2 separate regions of the Homo sapiens genome follow, and region 2 is linked to region 1. The links are chromatin contacts, found by Hi-C or POLR2A ChIA-PET in ENCODE. All regions are on one chromosome and are shown on one strand. Each heading gives the region's core, a stretch centred on a gene start or an enhancer-like site at or near the end of the contact. The rest is flanking DNA. Distances are from core to core; before and after follow the strand shown. Region 1 holds the start of STAT3 (signal transducer and activator of transcription 3). Region 2 overlaps ATP6V0A1 (ATPase H+ transporting V0 subunit a1).

What was found. A loop is a pair of places that touch in the nucleus more often than their neighbours do. ChIA-PET counts read pairs that join two places held with the same protein, here RNA polymerase II (POLR2A). Pooled maps may share reads with other maps.
Region 2: a map of endothelial cell of umbilical vein shows a loop between it and region 1 (5-fold over the local background). The contact joins the enhancer-like site here to the promoter of STAT3 in region 1. A Hi-C loop is called at or near these places in 2 of 168 maps with a recorded cell type or tissue (endothelial cell of umbilical vein and mammary epithelial cell) and 10 of 50 pooled maps. POLR2A ChIA-PET finds 5 or more read pairs at or near these places in 16 of 52 experiments (A549, A673, AG04449 and 13 more).

Annotation. Positions count from the first base shown.
Region 1 is chr17:42,387,112-42,390,705 of GRCh38, reverse strand. STAT3 (signal transducer and activator of transcription 3) reads left to right here and starts at 2,264. Exons shown (of 24, transcript NM_139276.3): 1 at 2,264-2,427. RefSeq lists an enhancer at 1,544-1,813 and silencers at 2,334-2,613, 2,844-2,923.
Region 2 is chr17:42,516,579-42,520,338 of GRCh38, reverse strand. All of the region lies in intron 21 of ATP6V0A1 (ATPase H+ transporting V0 subunit a1), which reads right to left. Among named protein-coding and RNA genes, the nearest start is that of MIR5010, 4.3 kb to the right of the region's middle. RefSeq lists a silencer at 2,740-2,789 and an enhancer at 3,233-3,732. Within about 2 kb of position 1,703, at least 34 of the 41 ENCODE cell types and tissues checked have a DNase peak (open chromatin) inside an H3K27ac peak, as active enhancers do; they include A673, endothelial cell of umbilical vein and mammary epithelial cell, where a contact is called at or near this core.

The DNA.
Region 1 (3,594 bases), core at 1,015-3,514:
ATCCACCCGCCTTGGCCTGAATGTTTATTTATTTAATTTTTAGGATGATGTCCCTGGCAGCCAGTGGAAGAATAGGATAGAATAAGGAGAGAATAATCAGGTGGTTAAGGCAGTGGCCCAAGGGACAGAAATTGCAGCATTTAGCCAAGAGGAATTTGGCGGGGTTGTGGAGAAAGGCCAGTGTCTGGGCTGAAGAGAATTTTTGCAGGTCAAACCCATAGTCGCAGAGGTAGATTTTATGTGTTACTGGTGGGGAGGCCAATGAGGGAAACAGAGGCCAGCTCTTGAGAAGTCAGAAGCAGGGCAGGGTTTGAATGAATGGAACAAAGCTATGGGACGTAAAGCCCCCAAACCTGACTCTGAACCTGGTATATTTCTGAGTTTCTCTGTGATCTTGAAAATGTCATATTATGTTGTCTTTAGTTTTCTATCAGCGGATAATATGGCCTCTCCTATCTGCTATTCATGATTGTGAGAAAGAAACCAGGCAGGGAGTGTATAAGGTGTGTAAGTCCTTTGTAAGCAGTAAATCACTAAACAAATCCTAGACCCTATGTTATCAGGGAGGCAGTTGGCCGCACGGGATAGCGTAGTTACAAGAGACTATAGGCGGAGATGGGGGATATCTGTCCTGTGGTGTAGATAAACAGCCTAATCAATACACACACACTCTACAGGTAAATACAGCAATTTCCATACTGAGCTGTGTCTACCAGAGGGCAATAGGAGGTTCTCAATTCTCACCACCAGTGACCCTATGAATTGCCCTGTAGATGCCTCTGTCCCTCATTGGATATGAGGTGGTACGAGCGGTCTGAATCTGTAGACTTAGACAGGCTTCAGGTATCTGGGGAACCATGTGAGTAAAACCTTGTATTGTTTCTGGGGCTAGAATCTAGTCTCCTTCAAACACTCAGAAGGATCTGTGACTGCCTTCAAAGGTTAAGAGTCATTGATTTTTCTCACTAGAAATTAATAAGAACAGCTATCCTTGGGGAGAAGGAATGATGGGGGTAGGGAAAGATTTTCATTTAATATTTTTGACCTTTCTGAACGGTCTGCATTTTCTAAACAGGAACATGTATTAGGTTCATTGAAAAAAAATATGTCAGGGGTTAGCTGAGCAGTGAGATAATGGGTCCTTTTTAGATTTTTGTCTTTATACCTGTTCGTATTAAACAAACACAAATATTAATAACATATTTTTAAAGACCCAAAAAAATAAAAATTAAAAACCCTGATAGTATCAGCACATACACAGAAATCACTCCATTATGCAAAGTTCATCCTCTATTATGAAAGGCAAAATGTCTACATTTCCTATCAACCACTGGCTTCAATTCAGTAAAACTTGCATACCAAGTAGGCAAGGTGGAAAAGAAAAAGGCAGAACATTTCATGTATTTCAATTCAGACGCATAAAAATGTCAAGCCCTACACGTTATCAGCTTTCGTATACACCGTCTTCTGCATTCGCCTGTACGGGCCAATGGGCTAGCTGGTCGGCGTTTGATGCTTGAAGTGATGGAACGGAGTACGGGGTTAAATCCACTACCCTCTCCCCACGCACTCTAGTAATTACTCTATTTCCACGTCATGTTTCCGGGTGTGTGTGTCCCTGCTCACGCAGAAACTGAAGTTCAAAGCAGGCGGAGTCACCCATGTTCTTTTTGTTGTCCCCAGAACCCAATTCAGGAGTTGGGTCCCCAGAGGATCTGGAGATACCTGGGGACTATCTAACTAGCTGATTCCCGCGTGGTAAGAGGCTCTCAACCTCGCCACCACGTGGTGCCAAGGGCCGGGAAAAGGGAGAGCGGGCAGGAGGGAGCTGTATCAGGGGCATTTAAAGTGCCTTGACGTCACGCACTGCCAGGAACTCAGCTGAGTTTTCAGCAGGACATTCCGGTCATCTTCCCTCCCTCCCCCCGGGCTTCTGTGCCCAAGTCCTCGGCTCTTCCCTCGCTGTGGCGGAGGGAGGAGCACCGAACTGTCGGAACAGCCAGCACAGGGGCGTATCAGTCTCCTCTTGGCTCCGCCCTTTCTCCTAGCTGCTCTCCTCATTGGTCAGTGGGCGGGGCTTCGGCTGTACCGCACACGCACTGGGACCTCTGGGTGGCCGAACGAGCTGGCCTTTCATGAATTATGCATGACGGCGTGCCTCGGCCAGGCTGGGGCTGGGCGAGGATTGGCTGAAGGGGCTGTAATTCAGCGGTTTCCGGAGCTGCGGCGGCGCAGACTGGGAGGGGGAGCCGGGGGTTCCGACGTCGCAGCCGAGGGAACAAGCCCCAACCGGATCCTGGACAGGCACCCCGGCTTGGCGCTGTCTCTCCCCCTCGGCTCGGAGAGGCCCTTCGGCCTGAGGGAGCCTCGCCGCCCGTCCCCGGCACACGCGCAGCCCCGGCCTCTCGGCCTCTGCCGGAGAAACAGGTGAAGGGGGTGCAGGGTGGGGCCGTTGGGGAGGCCTGGGGACCCGGGGGCTCCGCAGCGGCAGGGGGCCTCTGGGACCTTGGGGATGTTGTGATGGACGCTGCAGTGGGGCCGGGAGAGATGAAGAGACGCGGAGGGTCGCCCTGAGGGAAGACTCTTCGGGATGACAGGAGCGGGCCTCGGAAGGGACTCGGGGCGCTGGAGGGAAGTTTCGTTCTTCGGAGAAACAGAACGCGCTCGAGGGGGCACCGTGGGGCGAGGGCGCACTCGGTTGCGGCGGCAGGAGTGAGGGACAGTCCCCCGATTTCCTGCTCCCTGGGGCCCTGGGGACGTTCCGGCCACCGGAGCGACTGTCACGCCGACGGGGATCACCGGCGCGAGTGGGGGGTCGGAAAGCGCCTCCTCCCCGCCCGGTCGGCGGCTCCCGCTGAGCCACTTCCTCCGCTTGCCCTGTTCCCGCTCCTTCAGGAGACAGCTGTGCCCTTTTGGAGGCAGGAATAGGTGTGTCTGTCGCCTGCAGCCTTACGGGCTGGCTGGTCGTGGGTAGGCTTTATTGCATAAGAATCAAGTTTCCTGTAGGGAAATTGACAGACCGGTACTCTTTCTAAATTCCCTCGCATCTTTTTCTAGGTTAAATTATGCTCCCCCCACGTCCCCGCCTTGTAAAAAAGAGAAAAAAAGACAAAATAAAATCCCCATCAACCCGTCAAGCCAGCTCTAGAGAGAGAAATAAACCTCTTGACATTGTCCTTTTCCAAATACCTGGTAAAGTCGGCCAGAAGATAAATAATTGAGCCATTGCATTTACTGGATTGTGGTGTTGCTTAATTGCATAGGACGGAATGAACCAATTGAGAGTGGGAGTTTTCTGTCTCAGAGCCAAGATCTTGGGTAAATGCAGAGGAGAGGGAAACAAAGACAGGCTGGCCTTGAAAAAACCATGTGTGCAAACTTTACATGCATTTGGGGGGTGTGGTTGCACTGAAGTTAACAAGATTCAAACCGTCGCCCAAGTTGGTATTTCCATGTTTGGTACACATCACTCTGTGCCATATCAGGTCGTTGTTAAGTGTGGTGACAAAATCAGTGGTTAGTCATTTTTTTAATTAAAAATGTGTATAGTGTGTACCTGCTGGTCTTACTGTATGTGCAACTAAAGGTTTACAT
Region 2 (3,760 bases), core at 454-2,953, 130 kb before region 1:
AGACTGTCCCATAAGCAGAGCGAGGCTGCTTGGCTGTGCTTCCTCCTGCAAACTCACCCTGGACAGCTGCCCAGCAACCAAACCACACCAAATAAGGGCAGAAAAATGCATGATTCAGGGGATAAAAAGGCCAAGGAGAGCTGCCCTGAGGAATAGTTTCCACATGGTGCTGTGTGACCCTGGAGGCACCGGAGCCCCTATAAGAACAGGCAGGCGTGGGGGCTGGGGCAGGCTCCAGGTGACAGGTCACGTGCAGGGTGAGGGCTTTGAGGCGCTTTAAAGCTTCAGGAACCCTCTAGTTCCCTAACTCAGCTTTTACAAATGGAGATTCCTCCCTCCAAGCCAAGAAGGCAGGAATTAAGAGAACAGGGGCTGGGAGGTGGCTGGGGCCCAAAGGTTACAGACTGTTTGCCAGTGGCACTGGGAGTTCCTCAGAGGCCCCTTCACTGGGGTGCAGGCTGAGGAGCACCCCCTTGAAGAAGAGCGCAACCGAATTTTCTGAGTGGGAGTAAAAGCAGTCAGCTTTCTTCCCCACATCCCCACATTCCACAGGGGTGGGCCAAGGTCCTCCAGGAAAAACAGGACTCAGGAGGGGGAGGACACAGAGCTTCCAACTGACGTTAGCTGACGGTTCCCACCAGAGCAATTCCAAACCAGGACCTGGATTCACCCACGTCCCAACACCCCACCAAAACTACTTCTCCAAGTTCCAGCTACTGAGACCACCTCTGAGGGAACGCGGTGGGGCCTAGCAGTGGGTTCCTGCTTCTCACCCACTTGTGTTAGGTTTGAATTCTTCATGTTGAATAGACTGTGTTCCCATGTGGCAAGGGTTATTTCAGAACAGCTGAAACGAGATTTACATGTCCCCTTTTCATTCAACAATACATAGCCAGAGAGTGGACAAGTCACCTGAGGGTCCCAGGCCATTACCTAGGAGTGAATGTCAGCCTTGGTAGGGTATGCTGACCCCCGACTCCAGTGAGGTGTCCAGAACTCTGACCCCCACCCCCTCCTGGCTAATCACAAAACCATTCTAATCTTCAAACTGGGCAAATGGAGCAGCAGCTTTGTTTTCAGATGCCTGTGGGGGCACCGCCCTTTTCTTGGCACCCCTCCAGTCACCTTATCTACCCATGGGGGCCCAGCAAGGAGGAAGAGGGATATATGCCTGGGAGGGGCACATCAATTGTACTGTGTGAGCAGACAGGTGGCCTCCCTGACATACTGCCCAATACTGCCCCTCCCACCAGCTGCTGCTTTAGAGACTTAGAGCGGCCAGAACTGGGACATCTTGGGTCTATCTTGAGGTCAGCCTGATTTCACCTCCTTCCGTGGCCACCCTCACCCCAACCACCCAGCACAAAGCTGGAAAGCAATTTCCCTGCTAGTCTCCCCACTCTCTCCCGCTGAACTGGGGAAATGTGTGCTTCCTGAGAAAGTACAAACATGAAGTTCCCCAGGGCAAGGGGGGCCCCATCTGCCATCCTAGGTTCTTCCTTCTTTTTGGGCATCTCCACTGCTCTGCTCAGGGAGCCTCCAAAGTCTTGCCATGCCCCAAGACACTGAAATGCACCTCTAGAATTCAACAGCTGTGAGGAGAGCCTCAGGACGCCAGATGAGTGTCTCTATCATCTCTTCCAGCTCCAGCACTTGGCAAAGGCCACCTGGTGACTCAGAGGGATTAACTGGGGCCAAAAGACATCATTCATGCCACGTAACAGGAACTCTGTTTCCTCGAGTGGGTGAAGGAGGAAGGAGTCTTGGGGCCGCTTCCCTTCCCTGGTGGGGGTTGTGACTGAGGGCAGGCAGTCTGGAAAGACAATTCTGGGCTGAGCTGTTTATGTAGCCTGTTCTGCCACTCTCTGTGCCGTTCAGGGCCTACAACACACATCTGTCTGACGGCCTGAATATCAGGGCAATGATGGCAGCCTGGAACTACATTTCAAGAGTTCTGAGTTCTCCTGGGCAGCCATTCCCTCAACTGCTCCATGCTGTCATGCCGTGGCAACACTGCATTCCTAACAAGAAGCTGGTCCCCGATTCTGTCCCTTTAATCACCACCCAATCTGTGAGTGTACAGGTAGGTGTACATCTATGTGTATGTGGAATTCGCTAGGTAAGGAGAGACCAGGTTCCTTGGAAGGTATGCCCTGGGGCAATAGTTCTGCATAAAAATCAGTTTGATGTTTACAGTGATAACTACAATCAAATCCCTGTCTCATGCCTTCTCTGAGGAAGAAAAGATGTCTAATTATGGTAGGTAAGAAGCCAAGCACACTTCATGTGGCAGGAGGGAGGAAAAGAGAGAAAACTCAGGAGACAGAATTAGCAGATTAATACATTAGCCTGCTCACTGTTTTCAAACACATCACCCCCCTTCCTATGATGCTGCATGAATCTCACACTAGTGGTTTATATGTTATCGAATCAAATGTTTTTCTTATTGTCCCCACTGAGGAGACCAGAACTTGTATAATGGGGCAGCCCTTGAATCAGGAAACAGCAGGGATAAAGTGGGAGGTATGAAGATGCCTAGGATGGATGCCAGGAAGAACAGCAGCACCATCCCTACAGCTGGTTCAGCAGCCCCAGAGGCTCCACCCCTGGTAAGAGGGCCACAGCTCAGAACGCCTCCTGCAGTCCTGGGCCACAGGGAAGATCCAGGCATCCTGGACGCACAGCCGCATTTTGCCAGGAGGGGGCGCACAAGCACCAATTTCATTCACTTCTGTTTTAGTGGTGGGGGAGGCGCCCCACTCGTGTCACGGGAACAGCCCTCCAAAGACGAGATTCTGGAAGTTGCACAAAGGAGGTTTGCACTGTTTTTTCCTCTCCTACCCAATACTCCTATTGCCAAAATAAATACGACATATATGGGGAGGCTGTTCCTTGCAAACAGCACCTGAGGGCATTCTGATGGTATCCTCTGCCTCCTCTGGGGTCTTCTCTCACTCTAGACAGGCTAAAAGCAGTCTTTTTATGGGGGACCCCAGGCAGACACCCTCTCTCTAGGGCATCCCAGGTTTTTTTGTTGTTGTTGTTGTTGTTGTTGTTTTGAGACGGAGTCTCGGTCTGTCGCCCAGGTTGCAGTGCAGTGGCGCGATCTTGGCTCACTGCAACCTCCATCTCCTGGGTTCAAGCGATTCTCTTGCCTCAGCCTCCCGAGTAGCTGGGATTACAGGCGCCCACCATCACGCCCAGCTAATGTTTGCATTTTTAGTAGAGATGGGGTTTCACCATGTTGTCCAGGCTGGTCTCGAACTCCTGACCTCAGGTGATCTGCCTGCCTCAGCCTCCCAGAATGCTGGGATTATAGGTGTGAGCCATCGCACCCAGTAAGGGCATCCCACTTTTAAGCAGAGCAGCCACTACCCATCCTAGAGCACCTGCTTTTGCTGTGGCAGCACTTGGTGTGTGCATTACTTCCTACTTGCTCACAGTAATCTTGGCAGTGAATGTTCTGCTCAGGTTCCCTGCCTGGTGTGACAGTGCTGGAATTCCAACCCAGGTCGCCCAATTCCGGAGCCTGCTGTCCTGCCACTCATCACTTCAGTTCAGGGGGACCTGGGAAGACACGGGGAGGCCACAGGTGAGCCTGAGGAGGAAGCAATCTTCTGGCAACAAAATGAGGCTCAAGCCCAGGCGGCCTTGCTCTGCAACAGTGCCTTGCTCCCGCCCTGCCCAGGGAGATGACCGGCTACCCACGTGGGCTGGAATCAAGGTGAGGTGGTCACTGTTCCCTCAAACCCAGGGCTCA